2 separate regions of the Homo sapiens genome follow, and region 2 is linked to region 1. A link is a contact called in ENCODE Hi-C or POLR2A ChIA-PET data. All regions are on one chromosome and are shown on one strand. The core of a region is the stretch at or near the end of the contact, and the rest is flanking DNA. Distances in the headings are between cores, read along the strand shown. Region 1 overlaps SPSB1 (splA/ryanodine receptor domain and SOCS box containing 1). Region 2 has its middle 28 kb from the start of LINC02606.

The links. Hi-C counts contacts between places; a loop is a spot of excess contacts on that map. ChIA-PET counts read pairs that join two places held with the same protein, here RNA polymerase II (POLR2A). Pooled maps may share reads with other maps.
Region 2: a pooled map shows a loop between it and region 1 (2.3-fold over the local background). The contact joins two enhancer-like sites. A Hi-C loop is called at or near these places in 3 of 50 pooled maps. POLR2A ChIA-PET finds 5 or more read pairs at or near these places in 8 of 52 experiments (B cell, Caco-2, HepG2 and 5 more).

What each region holds. Positions count from the first base shown.
Region 1 is chr1:9,327,590-9,335,057 of GRCh38, forward strand. All of the region lies in intron 1 of SPSB1 (splA/ryanodine receptor domain and SOCS box containing 1), which reads left to right. Among named protein-coding and RNA genes, the nearest start is that of SPSB1, 38 kb to the left of the region's middle. Within about 2 kb of position 4,147, at least 2 of the 41 ENCODE cell types and tissues checked have a DNase peak (open chromatin) inside an H3K27ac peak, as active enhancers do.
Region 2 is chr1:9,452,777-9,460,244 of GRCh38, forward strand. No RefSeq gene overlaps it. Among named protein-coding and RNA genes, the nearest start is that of LINC02606, 28 kb to the left of the region's middle. Within about 2 kb of position 3,140, at least 3 of the 41 ENCODE cell types and tissues checked have a DNase peak (open chromatin) inside an H3K27ac peak, as active enhancers do.

The DNA.
Region 1 (7,468 bases), core at 2,897-5,396:
CACTCCAGTGCACCAGGATGCAAGCACCTGAGCCAGTAGGACAGAGTCTTGGGGGAGTGTGGGGGAGAAATTTGACCCCTGTTTCTTCACCATTTCCTAAGGTCTCAACCAAGGGTCAGCAAACTTTAAGAGCCTGATGGTAATGATTTAGGCTTTGTAGACCATATGGTGTCTGCCGCAACTACTCGACTCTGTAGCGTGAAAGCAGCCACAGACAACATGTAAACTGGTGAGCCTGGCTGTGTGCCAATCAAGCTTCACTTCCAGAAGTAGATAGTGGGCCATATTTGGCCCCTGGGCATAGTTTGCCCAACTCTGGTCTAGATTTAAGAGGACGGGCCCTAACGGGGCCCAGGACCAGCCTCAGTTTCTCACCAAAGTGCAAGCCGCTGACCTTGGATGGTGAATGGAGTGCTGCAATCACACTTACGCTTTGGGAGGATTTCGAGGGCCATGGTGTGGACTTTTCAGAGAGTTCGCTTAGCTGGAGCAGGTGATGAACAGCCCCTTACCTCACACAGTAAACATCTCAGCTCTGCCACACACCTTTACACCCCCTCCTATAGAGCCAGACGAACGTGGCTGTGTGGAGGATTCAGTACAGGGGCTGAGGGAGGAGGCAGGGCCTGGCCCATCAATGGAATCTTGAAACAGCTGAGCCCAAAGACATTCGGAGGTCCTCCAAACTGTCATCCCTCATGATGTTGTGCAAAGATGCACTCCAGGAAGAATGTCCCTTTTCTTCAAGTTTGGGAACTGCTAGAGTTCAGCAGAACCTTGCGTTTCTGTCCTGCGGGACTTCTCAGAGCCTTTAAGATGCTGATGCGTTTGTGACTCTCTAGGAGGGGATATGATGTTTCCTAACCCAGCTCAGACATGATTTCAAATGCCTTAAGAATCCGTCAAGGCCACTTCGGGGGAAGAGCTGATTTCTTTCAATGCTTCGTTTTATAAACAGGGACTCTAAGGCCCAGAGAGGTAAACATCTCGTTCGGGGTAACCCAGAGGCTGATGAGTGTGTTGGGGTGAGCACCAACGCCCCACCCACTGCCTCCCTCTGGCCTGGGAGAGCCATGGAGTTGACACAGGGTCACAGGTGTTGGGTCCTAGGTGGTGCTTCTGGGCACGTGAAGATGGTTTTGTCCCAGGAATACCCTGCGTCTTTTCACCTGAAGCTCACTCTGCGCTGGGGCTTCCCAACATGGCACTGTTGACATAGGGCAGGGGAATTGTTGATGTGAGGCTTGTGTCGGGCGTGGCTGGGCGTTTAGCAATATCCCTGGCCCCCACCCACCAGACGCCACCCCAACTTGTGAGCCCCACATGTGTCTCCAGACATTGCCAAATCTCCCAGGGTACGCTGGGGTGAAGGAGGGAGGGTAGTAAAATCACCCAGGTTGAAAACCACTGCTCTGTCCTACTAGGGGCGGGCCCTGCATTTGCTGGAATTTGCCAGTAAAGGGCAGAAAGACTTGCTGGAGCTCTGGCAGATGTGTAGGAGTTCGCGTGGGGGACAGGGTGGCGGGGACAGCCTCCCAAGGGGGAGAATTGAAGACACCTAAGGGCAGTTGTATGAAGCAGTGTGAGGGGCACTGCAGGTGGTTCAGTCTGCATGGGGCCCGAGCACAGCCGGTTGAGGGTTTGTGGGTGGGGGGAAATGCAGCTGGAGAGGGAGGAAAGGTGAGATCCCGGATGGGTGGATGGGTGGACAGGTGGACAGGCGGATGGGTGGACGTGTGTGAGTGTCTCAGTCCAGGAACTTCATGCCAAGGGCTGGAGGGCAGTGATGGAGAGGTCAGGGGAGGTGACACCCGGTGGTGGGTAGGTCAGGTGAGAGGATCCGAGGAAGGGAGTAGGGAAGAGAGCCTTTGGGAAGATGGGCATGGCCACCCATCAGAAGTTAGTGCTGGACAGCCTGGCCAACACAATGAAACCCCGTCTCTACAAAAAATGCAAAAATTAGGCACAGTGGCATGCGCCTGTAGTCCCAGCTACTCAGGAGGCTGAGGCAGGAGAATCCCTTGAACCAGGATGGGGAGGTTGCAGTGAGCCGAGATCACACCACTGCACTCCAGCCTGGGTGACAGAGTGAGACCTCATTTCAAAAACAACAACAAAAAAAAAAAAAAAAAAGAGAAAAGAAAGAAAGAAGTTAGTGCTGGAGTCCAGGAGACTTCCCAGATCTCGGCATCGGACACATGGCGGTGGGGCCGTGGGGATGGTAGGCTTGGGTGTGGAGGTAGAAGAGAGCGTTCTGTGGGTAACGTGACTCTGCAGACATTTCTTCTCAAAACTTGGATACTATGAGGCCTTTGGAATCTTTTCTGGGACTGATTCCTAGAGTCCAGGGAGAAAATTGCTGTGGATGACAGGACAGCGGGTTCAGAGTGGCCCAGGAGCAGGTGACTGCACATTTTTGCAAAGAGCAAAAGGGAAACCTGACCATCTGCATGGGTCTCTTACCTCCATTCTGAGGACACAAGGCATCTCTTCTCACTGTAGTTTGTCAAAGATCAGTGGCGTAAATAATTGCTAGGTGCTTGCTCATCGAGAAGAATCTGAATGACACCTGATATGTACACATAAAGATGTACCAGGCTGGGCACGGTGGCTCACGCCTGTAATCCCAGCACTTTGGGAGACTGAGGCGGGCGGATCACCTGAGGTCAGGAGTTTGAGACCAGCCTGGGCAACACGGTGAAACCCCGTCTCTACTAAAAATACAAAATACAAAATTAGTCGGGCGTGGTGGTGCATCTCTACTACTCAGGAGGCTGAGGCAGGAGAATCGCTTGAACCCGGGAGGCGGAGGTTGCAGTGAGCCAAGATTGTGTCACTGCGCTCCAGCCTGGGCGACAGGAGCTAAATTCTGTCTCAAAATAATAACAATAATAATAATAATAATAAAGATTTGCCAGTCTCCTTACTCCTACCACCCCAAGGGAACCACAGTAACATCCTGCCAGCTGGACCTTGTGATCTGGACACACGTATCCCTAACTTCACCCGACACGTTTGGGGGAGTATTTTGGGTTTGCCTGTCCTCTTCCTTTCCTCCCCTCCTTTTTCTCTCCCTTCCCAAACTGATGTTAGACTGGAGCATGTTCTTCTGAACTTTTTTTTTTTTAATCGTGGTAAAACATACAAAAACCTAAAATTTACCATCTTAACCATTTAAGACGTGCAGTTCAGTAGCGTTGAGTACATTACCGGATCGTACGATCATTTTGAGTTTGAGGAACCACCCTACTGTGTCCAGCGGCTGTGCCATTTTGCGTTTCCATCAGTGATACCCAAGGGTTCCGGTTTCTCCACATCCTTGCCAACACTTGTAATTTTCTGCGTCTTTTTTTTTTACATACTTAAAAAAAAATCCTAAATCTTTTATTGAAGGATGATATACCCAGAGTAGTTCCATACCTCCCTGCCTGCACTGACCTGTATGTCTGCATCTTTGGGGATGCCATTATTTTATTAGAATGGGCTCTCCTTTCATATTCTGTCGTGCTCTCCCCGCTGAATGCTTGTGGAAGTGTCTCCAGGCTCACTGATGTGGTTCTACCTCGTCTTTTTAATTGCTGTGTAACAACGGTTCATGGTGCAAACATATCAGAGTGGTCTGCCTAAGTGACCTTTGTCAATGACTGTGCACTCGATTTGGAGTGGCAGGAAGTGGCCGCACCTCTGTCATAAATACCCGTTATGGATCTCCTTCTGCTACTGGTGCTCTTGTTTTTTTTTTTTTTTTTTTTTTTTTTGAGGTGGAGTTTCACTCTTGTTGCCCAGGCTGGAGTACAGTGGTACGATCTTGGCTCACTGTAACCTCTGCCTCCTGGGTTCAAGCGATTCTCCTGCCTCTGCCTCCTGGGTAGCTGGGATTACAGGCATGCGCCACCATGCCCGACTAATTTTTTGTATTTTTAGTAGAAACGGGGTTTCATCATGTTGACCAGGCTGGTCTTGAACTCCTGACCTCAGTTGATCCACTGCCTTAGCCTCCCAAACTGCTGGGATTACAGGCGTGAGTCACCGTGCCTAGCCGGCACTCATTCTTATGGGCTCACGCACCAGGGGTGGAATTGTTGGATCAGTTGCCATTCATTTCCCCGAAGCTGCCGGATTCAGATCCCACCAGCCACGTTGGTACTTGCTCTCCGCTTCCTGTGTGTAGACAGGAGGCACCATCTCTGTATTGACTCTGTAGCAATCTGGAGGGTGCAACGTGCGATCTCATTACTGCTTTTCTTTTATGTCCTTTTGTCTCCATGGGAGGTTGAGCTTCTTTTCCTACAAGTTTACTTACTGTTTGCATTTACTTTTTCTTTGCATTGTCTGTTCCAGTCCTCTGGCTATTTGACTATTGTGTAATAAAAGGACCAAAAACAAATGTGCCAAACTGTTGACAGTTTGAGTGTTGAAAATATGTGACTCTTTTGTACGTGTTTGAATTACAGATTTTCAAAATTTAAAAAAGCCTTGGCCAGACGAGGTGGCTGATGCCTATAAATCCCAGCACTTTGGGAGGCCAAGGTGGGAGGATTGCTTGAGGCCAGAAGTTTGAGAATAGCCTGGGCAACATAGTGAGACCCCACCTCTACCAAAAAAAAAAAAAAATCTCAATGAGAGCGTTTTAGGAAGATTTGTTTGAGTGGGCTGAGATCTAAGGGACTTGGAGACTCTTGCAGTGGCCTTGCAAGTGATGACTTAAACAGTGAGAGTGAAGGTGGGATTCAGCAACTATGGGGGCAGCAATTTACAATGTTTGGCGCTAATGTGGGAAGCCAAGAAGAGGAGGAATTGAGGGAGATGAGGGGTTTGAATCTGGGTGAACTAGAGGTTGATGATAGAAATTGGCAGCATTGTAGAGGCCAGGAGGGGGCCATTTGAGTCTACAAGGGATGTATGAGTGGGAGCAGGGTCACTGCTGGGGAGATGATATTTGGTGGACACGTCAGGTTCACAGGCAGACACTCCCTGGAGCCATGAGAGCAAAGGATCCCACGGAGGGAGGTCCTGTGGAGGGAGAGACCCTCAAAAACATCTGTGTGTAAGGAGCAGGAAGAACAGGCGGAGGAGCTGAGACAGAACCTTAGAGAGTGAGTCAGATACTGTCACAAAACTAGGAGCGTTTCAGGTCAAGGGCATGGTGGTATTTTCAGATACAGTTGAGAGGTAGAGAGAGGATGCTTGTTTTTTGGGCCCGTTCAATTTATCGATTAGGAGGTCATGATCTTGGAAGAGCATTTTCCCTGCAGGGTCTAGGCCTGAGGTCAGCTTGCTGCTTCTGCAGCCTGAGTGCGTAGAGGGTGACGGAGACCACAGGAAGTGTGGTGGCAGCAGGAGAGGGCATCGGCTGTGGGTGGTTCTGGCCTGGGCCCCATCCTGGGCTCCGTGGCTGAGACTTGGTTTCAGTGCTCTCCACCAGCAAGTGCTCACTGAGCTTCTGCCCTCGTGGGCTGCGTCAGGCACCCAGCAAACCCCCAGGGTCCAAGAATCAGCCTCCCAGGTGCACACTCCATGGGAAAATGGCCAGAAACATGGAACCCACCTTCTTCGGTGAGAACCTTGGTCTGCCCTGTTCAGTGTCTGCTCCCAGAGGGACCAGCACAGCCATCTGTCACTTCCTGGACAGCAGCCTGTCCCTAATTCTTAGCCATTTAGGGCCTGGTCTTATATGCATTTATCTCCTTTTTCAAGTCCACTTCTACTTCCTGTCAGTTCTGTCTTCTTGTCAGCTTCTTTTTTTTTTTTTTTTTTTTAAGGCAGAGTCTCACTCTGTTGCCCAGGCTGGAGTGCAATGGTGTGATCTCGGCTCACTGCAACCTCCGCCTCCCAGGTTCAGGCGATTCTTCTGCCTCAGCTTCCCAAGTAGGTGGGACTACAGGCGCGTGCCACTATGCCTGGCTAATTTTTGTATTTTTAGTAGAGACGGGGTTTCGCCATGTTGGGCAGGCTGGTCTCGAACTCTTGACCTCAGGTGATCCGCCCACCTCGGCCTCCCAAAGTGCTGGGATTACAAGCGTGAGCCACCATGCCCGCCCTCCTTGTCAGCTTCCTGAAGCGCCTGCGGTGTGAGCCTGCTGTGAACAGCCTCATCCAGTGTAGGCTGACCCCAGAGCGGCCCGGGGAAGAGCACAGTCATTTTTTTATTCCAACGGAAAGGAAACGAGGTTGCCAAAGAGACCCAAGGAGCCCACGGGCCAAATCAATAGCAACATTCTCCCTCTGCCCAGCTGGCTTTCCTCTCCAGCGCGGCTCCGGGGAAAACAGCTCAAGGTAGAGAGGACCTGGCTGTTGGCTGGCTCAGAGGCAGGTGGGGCCTGGCCAGGGATGCTCCGCCACATTCCTTCTCATTTTTTTGCTTTTGTCCCAGTAGCATCAGGACAGACGGACTCCATTCATCACCTAATCTCCATGCCTCAGGTTTCTGTTTATTTTTATATAAACCAAAGCATTTTTCAATTGTAGCAAATACATATAACATAAAATTAAGATTTTATTTTATTTATTCTTTGAGGCAGAGTCTTGCTCTGTTGCCCAGGCTGGAGTGCGGTGGTGCGATCTCGGCTCGTTGCAACTTCCGCCTCCCGGGCTCAAGCAATTCTCCTGCCTCAGCCTCCTGAGTAGCTGGGATTACAGGCGCCCACCACGACACCTGGCTAATTTTTGTATTTTTAGTAGAGACGGGATTTCACCATGTTGGCCAGGCTGCTCTCGAACTCTTGACCTCAGGTGATCCGCCCGCCTCAACCTGTCAAAGTGCTGGGATTACAGGCATGAGCCACCGTGCCTGGTCAATTTTTGTATTTTTAGTAGAGACAGGGTTTCGCCATGTTGACCAGGCTGGTCTCGAACTTCTGGCCTCAAGTGATCCGCCTGCCTTGGCCTCCCAAAGTGCTGGAATTACAGGCGTGAGCCACCGTGCCTGGCCAAATTTACCATTTTAAAACCATTTTTAAGAGTTCAGTGGCATTAGGTACCTTCATATTGTTGTACAACCATCACCGTTGTCCATCTCCAGAACTTTCTTATCTTCCCCAACGGAAACTCTGTGCCCATTCGTCACTGACCCCCCATTCCTGCTCCCCGGAGCTCCTGGCACTGACCCCCCATTCCTGCTCCCCGGAGCTCCTGGCAACCACCATTCAACTTTCTGTCTCTATGGATCCGATTGTCTTAGGTACCTCATGTAAGTGCAATCATATAGTATTTGTCTTTTTGTTACTGGCTTATTTTACTTCATATAACGTGTTCAAGATTCACTCATATAGCATGTATCAAAATGTCCTTCCGTGTTAAGGCTGAGTAATATTTCATCGTGGGGATGGGCCCCATTTTGCTTCTTTGTTCATCTGTCCGTGGACGCGGGTTGCTTGCACCTTTTGGCCATTGTGAACAATGCTGCTATGAACATGGGTGCACAAATATCTGTTCAAGGCCCTGCTTTGCATTTATTTGAGTGAACACC
Region 2 (7,468 bases), core at 1,890-4,389, 120 kb after region 1:
ACTTGCTGGAAAGCCCTGGTGTACTTGTGACCCTTAGGTATGTTCAATTAAGTGTAGCCTAACTCTGCCTCCTTGCATATTCTAAGTTCACCCTAAGGGTTTCTCTGTGCATAGTAAACTGTCACCTCACTGAATATGTAAACAGACTGCAACCTACTCTAGTGCCAATCACCAAGTTTTGGCCAATGAAAGGCAGTCAACTGTTCAAACCTGGTTCAAATAAGGTGAACACCCAGCTGTAACCAATCCGACTCTTTCTGTATCTAATTCTGTTTTCTGTACATCACTTTCCTTTTTATGTCCATAAATCTTCCTCCACCACATGGCTACGCTGGAGTCTCTCTGAGCCTACTCTGGTCTAGGGGCTGCCCGATTCGCAAACCGTTCTTTGCTTAATTAACCTCTATTAAATATAATTTGTCTAAGGTTTTTCTTTTAACAGGTGTTTGGTTCAAATTCTCTGTTTCTTCTTGGCATGCTTCGAAGGCTTTCCAGGTAATCCAGATTATTCTTCCCACTAACTTGGTATGTTCTTTGTCATATAGCCATTTGGCTTGGTCAGGGGTTAGTGGAGGAAGCTGGGAGGCAGAAAGCTGGATGCTGCTGGGCTAGAGGGAGCAGCCACGTGCACGTGTGCATGCACACACACATGCAAACACACACGCGTACATATGTGCACATATGCACACACATACACGTGCACACACATGCACAAGTGTGCACACATGCACGTATGCACATCCATGCACACCTACATACATATATGTGCACACACATGCACACACGTACGTACACATGTGTGCGTATACACACATACGCATGCGCACATGCATGCACCTATGTGCACATACACACATGCACGTGCACACATGCGCACAAGTGCACACATAGGCACACACACATACATACACATATGTGCACATATGCACACACATGCACACACACACACATACATTCTCAAAAGAGTCACAGAGCAGTTTGGTGGCACCAGAGAGATGCACTAGAACAAGCACACAGAGACGTGGAAAGGTTACTATTCACATGAACTTTCGAAAAAGCAATGCCAAGTGCCGCCAGAGGTGGACACAGCCCAGAGATGGAGGAGGGAGAGTGCGTGGGAGAGAGGTCCCAGGTCTGCAGGGCACGCCAGGCCTGAGGACACGTTCACAGATGTGCAGTGAGATGAGAAGGAACAGGACAGAGGTAGCAGGACTAAATGTAGTCCATCCAGTTAAAGGCCATCTGGTCGTCATCTATTCTGAGATTAAGTAATCCCATGGGAAGAGCTAAGCTCTCCTTGCTTTTATAAAATGAGCAGCGCAGCTTACAGAGAGGGCTCCAGGAGGAAGGACTAGGATGAGGAATGAGTTATTCTGCCTTCAACTCCGTCTCCTCCCCACAGCCCTCCCCCACTCCCACCGCCAAATGAAATCTCTGTTGTAAAAATGTCAAAGGACAAAAACTTGCTTAAACCATGCCAAAGGGCATGGTGTGCACAGAGGCCAGTGCCATTCGGGGCAGTGGTGGCCAAAACATGGATCCCCAGAGGACAAAGGGGCCAAGCTGAGCCTTAGAGACCCTCAAGGATGCAAGCGCTGCTTTTGAGGTCCAGGGACCCAGGCTGTTCCAGGAGTGGCCCGGGAACTCCTGCAACCAAAACACCTAGATTATGAGGCCTCCCGGGCTGCCCTGCCCGACGTCCATAGCTTCCTGGAGCGCATGGGTGGGAGGGCACAGTAGGGCCAGCCCCCTGTCCCTGGTGGCATCATCTACAGGGAGAGGTGCAGTGAGACCGGTCACCTTCAGGAAATTTACAAAAGACGCAGGCGCAAGAGCCAACAAAGGAGACTGCCTATGCGTGTGGACGCCCACACCTCCAGGCAGACACTAGGAGAAGGGCAACCCTGATTTGCATCCGTGTGACTTTAACACACATGAGCGCACATGTGCACTCACACCACACACTCAAACATGTGCACACACGTTCATAGGCACGTATATTTTGTGACATAACCCCCTACCCCTTAGTCACCCGGTCAGGGAATCAAGCTCCCTACCTTTCTGCTGAGGCACAAGAATTGCTTGAACCCAGGAGGCGGAGGTTGCAGTGAGCTGAGATTGCGCCACTGTACTCCAGCCTGGTCAACAGAGCAAGACTCCGTCTCCAAAAAAAAAAAAAAAAAAAAAAAATTTTAATTGATTAACTTCCTCTGCTAATCTCTGCTGTTGTAGGATTACAGTTTTTAAAAATTTCTTTGCTGTTATTTTGATGGAGTTTAGAGGAAGGGTTAAGTATATGCATTCATTTGCCGTTTCAAACCAAAACCCCTAAACCTCTGGCCTTTTAAAATGGAATTCCGGGCTGGGCACAGTGGCTCATGCCTGTAATCCCAGCGCTTTGGGAGGGCGAGGCAGGTGGATCACTTGAGGTCAGGAGTTTGAGACCAGCCTGGCCAACATGGTGAAACCCCATCTCTGGCTTCACCACTCAACCCACAGGGTTCCTGGGCTGGGCTCCCTCAAAAAATGCTCTGAGCAGCTTTCACTCATGACCCCCATGCACAGCGAGAGCTAGGGCCATGGAAATTCCGTGCCTGGACCAACCTCGTCTCGTGCAGCGTGGAAGAGGCGCGTAGCCCAGTGCTTGGGTTGGGAACCTCGTCATCGTCTCCTTCACGGTGATGAACAGCTACTGAGAAAGAAAAAAATGTCTTCACGCAGTTTCTTGGAATAGTAGCTGCACCCGCGATTAATAGAGTCTGTTTCGGTAGAAGTTTTTTAGAGAAAGGAAAACTGTCACCAGCTCCATTTTGTCAGGTTCATTTCTGAGGAATCTCTTGACCACCGCGGCTTCCAAGTGGGATCGATGTTGGACTTGCAAAAGGGGAAAATTATTTTTGACTCATAAACTGGAATGGAAGCCAAGGAAGAAACTCGGTTTGTGGCCTGCTGTTGCTAAATACAAAAATTGATTATTTTATGGAAGAAGAGCCATGGCCAGGTCAGCTGTTTTTCCCTCATAAAATCATTCAGCGACCCGATAGGAAACTGCAACGCCTGTGAGTCGTTTGCAGAGTGGTGCAGCTGTGAGAATTCTCCCTGGAAGGGCTGCCCGACCCCTCTCCTGAGCCTCTGAAACTCGGAAGCGAGGCCAGGATGGTGATAAAGGAGGAGTGTGGCGCCCTCTGGCGAGAGTGGGGCTGAGTCCCTCCCAGGAGCCCAGCCTGGGTGTCCCCCTGCTGTAAAGACCCCACGGCGCACAGCCTAAGGCTCAGAGCTTTGCACGGAGTCTGCCCCTTTGGGCAACATGGAGCTGATGTGGTTGCATGTTGGAAGACCTCATTTAGATTCCAGCCAAATTAGGAGAGAGGTGCTTATCCCAGCTGGAGATGCACAGGCGGGCAAAGGGCTGAGAGCAACCCAAAGCTGGAAGGCCAACGGGGCTTAGGCCTCCTGGCCCCAGGTGCTGCCCCGGGAAAAGAGGCCGTAACGCCATCCTACCCAGCCATCGCTGCAGCAGCAGGACCTGTCTCCAGGTTAAGACTGAGCAGACATCAGGCAGCCTCCAGGTTGGCCCAAGCATCTCTCATCTGGAATAAAAGTACTTGTCAAACATCATTATCCAGAATGTCAGGGAAAATAAAAATGAGTTCTAAGGCTTGTGAAAGAGATGGTCTTGGGACAACCCAACACCAGGACTTTTCCTCTGGGTCTGGTGGAAATATTTTGAAAGGCCAAAGAAGAGGGTTCTGTCCTTCCCAGGACCCGACTCAAGGCCTAAAGAAAGTTGTAGGGAGTTCTGGACACGGCACTAATGCTTCAAGAAATCTCTCCAAGCTCGGACTTACTTGCCTGATAATTCCAGGTCTCAGACTGAGCTTCTCATCCAAGGCTGGGTGATTTGATTCCCATAAATCACATCTATCGCTCTGTAGCATTGATAAGGGGCACTCTAGGCGTGAACCTGGAGCCACTGGGAATCAAGAAGGAATTCCTGTCTGTGCCATATGTGTGGTTCAGCGTGGGGGGGGGGTCCTTCCGAACTTTCTGCAGTTTCCTGGAGGGATGAGACACGGCCTCCATTGGGGATTGGGCAAGAATGACCTCCCTGTGCCCTGGCGCTCACACCTGGAGGTTGCTGGCCCACCCAGCCCCTGCAGAGGGTTTGAAGGTCCATGAGTCAGGTCTTGGAAGGCCCAGGGGGGAGCCTGAGAAAGAAATTCAGAAGATTCCATCATGACGTCATCAATCCCCCTGAAGATCTACAGGTTGCATTTACTCCCTGGCTTCAACGCACCACATTTTAGAGAGGTTTTTTGTTTTTTGTTTTCTTGAAGTACAAGAACACCAGTGATGAAACTTGAAAGCATCCTGTACTCATGGTGGATCAGGAAAATAAGAGTTTTCTTAGACTCAGAGTCTTGGTGGGAGTGTTGGTGGGGAGGGTCTGCCCTCTGAACGGGGACATGGTGAGGGGGACTGCACTGAAGCTGTGTCCCCAACTCCTTCCTCCACCGATGCTTCCGTTCCTCATCTCCAAAATGCCTACCGCTCTCACCCTTATCCACTTTTTTTAGTTTTACTTCCGTGGCACACAATTTTTTATTGAGTAGTAATTCACAGGCCCTACAATTGACCCTTTTAAACACACAGTGCTTTAGTATATTTACAGAGCTGTGCGACCATCAGGACAACCCATTTTTGAACATTTTTAGCCCTCCAAAAGAAACCCTACAACCGACCGGGCACAGTGGCTCATGCCTGTAATGCCAGCACTTTGGTAGGCCAAGGCAGAAGGATCAGCTGAGCTCAGGAGTTTAAGACCAGCCTGGGCAACATGGTGAAACCCCATCTCTACTGGAAAAAAAAAAACTACAAAAATTAGCCGGACATGGTGGCAGGTAGCTGTAGTCCCAGCTACCGGAGAAGCTGAGGTGGGAGGATTGCTTGAGCCTGGGAGGTCGAGGCTGCAGTGAGCCATGATCACACCGCTGCACTCCAGCCTGGGTGACCAAGTGAGACCCCGTCACAAAACAAAACAAAACAAAACAAAACAAAACAAAACAGAACAGAACAGAACCCCTGCAACCTGTAACCATCATTCCCCAATCCTACCCCAACACTCACCAGCCCTAGGAAACCACTAATCTACTTTTGAACTCCTGAACTTAAGTGATCCACCCACCTCAGCCTCCCAAAGTGCTGGGATTACAGGTGTGAGCCACCGTGCTCAGCTTTTTTTTGAAATGGAATCTCACTCTGTCCCCTAGGCTGGAGTGCAGTGGTGTGATCTCAGCTCACTGCAAACACTAACATACTTTCTATCTCTATGAATTTGCCTATTCTGGACTTTTTTTTTTTTTTTTTTTTTGATGGAGACAGAGTCTCACTCTGTCTCTGAGGGTTGGAGTGCAGTGGCATTATCTTGGCTCCCTGAAGCCTCAACCTCCGAGGCTCAAGTGATCCTCCCACCTCAGCCTCTTAAATAGCTGAGACTACAGGTATGCGACACCATGCCCACTTAATTTTGTTCATTTTTTATAAAAACAGGGTTTCGGTATATTGCCCAGGCTGGTCTCAAACACCTGGGCTGAAGGAATCCTCCCACCTCAGCCTCCCAAAGTGCTGGGATTCCAGGCGTGAGCCACAGAGCCCGGCCTGGACATTTTATATAAATGGAATCAGAGAACATGCTGTCTTTTGTGTCTGGCTTCTCTCAGTTGCCATAATGTTCTCCAGGCTCATCCACACTGTACCATATGCCAGTGCTTCTTTCCTTTTCATGGCTGAATAATTTTCCACTGTATGGACATAGAACATTTTAATTACCCATTCATCAACTGATGGACGTTTGGGTTTTTTCCACTTTTCAGCTTTTTTTTTTTTTTTTTTTTTGAGATAGACTCTCTCTATTGCCCAGGTTGGTGTGCAGTGGTGTGATCTCCGCTCACTGCAACCTTCACCTTCCAGGTTCAAGCAATTCTCCTGCCTCAGCCTCCCAAGTAGCTGGAATTACAGGCACCCACCACCACGCCCAGCTAATTTTTGTATTTTTAGTAGAGACAAGGTTTTGCCATGGTGGCCAGGCTGGTCTCAAACTCCTGACCTCAGGTGATCCTCCCACCTCGGCCTCCCAAAGTGCTGGGTTTACAGGCATGAGCCACCACACTCAGCCCACTTTTTGGCTGTTGTTATGAATGACGCTGCTAAGAATATTTGTGTACATGATTTTTTAAATTTCCTTTTGTTTCTTTTTTTCCCTACTATTTTTATAACCACAGAAACGATTTTGTTTAGGCATATGTTTTCAATTCTCTTGGGTCTATACATAGGGGTGAAATTGCTGGAGTATATGGTAATTCTATGTTTAACCTATTGAGGAACTATCAGGCTATTTTCTACCTCTATTCACCTTTTAGGAGTCCTAAGAATTAGTCAGTCCTGTTTGACAAATAATACCAGTATAACTGGATCTTTCCAGAAAAAGCCTGAACAAGTCCTACAGTTAAATTTCCATTTTAGCAGGGGGAGTTGGTTGACTGGCTGCTCTGGTTAGCTGAAGGTAATAATAATTTTTAAAGTCCCATTTTGGGCCAAGCACAGTGGCTCACACCTGTAATCCCAGCACTTTGGGAGGCCAAGATGGGCAGATCGCTTGAGCTCAGGAGTTCGAGACCAGCCTGGGCAACATGGTGAAACCTTGTCCCTACCAAATATGCAAAAAATTAGCTAGGCATGGTGGTGCATGTCTGTGGTCCCAACTACTTGGGAGGCTGAGGTGGGAGGATCACCTGAGCCTGGGAGGTGGAGACTGCGGTGAGCCATAATTGTGCTTTGAAGGTACCAAAGAGGGGCTGAGAGAAAATAGCAAAGGTGGGGACAGTGCTCCAGGTGGTGTAGCCAGAAAACCCCTCTCTGCAGAAGTGTATCCGTTTTCTCTTGCTGTCAATTACCAATAACCTCAAACTCAGCAGTTTCAAAGAACATCCGCTTCAGAGCTCAGCATTCTAGGGGTCAGAAATCTGGGTGGGCTCAACTGGGTTCTGTGGTCAGGGTCTCACATGGACAAGATCAAGGTGTCGGCTGGATCAGGCTCCCCTCTGGAGCCTCGGAGAAAGAATCCACTTCCAAGCTCATTCCAGGTGCTGACAGAATCCAGCTTCCTGCAGTTGTCAGACCCAGGTCCCTGCCCCCTTGCTGGCCATCAGCCAGGGTTGCCCTCAGCTACTCAGGAGCACTCTCCTTCCTCCATCCTCAAAGCAGCAGTGGCACCTCGGGTCTGTCTCTCGCTTTGAATTTCTCCGGCTTCCTCCTCTGCACCAGCCAAAAACTGCTCTTTGCTTCACAGTCTTGTGCAATTAGCTTTGGCCAGCAGGATGATCTCCGTCTTCCAGTCTTCAGGTTAACCATGTCATAAGCCATAATGCAGCCCAGGAGTGACGGCACAGTCACAGGCTCCAGGATAAGG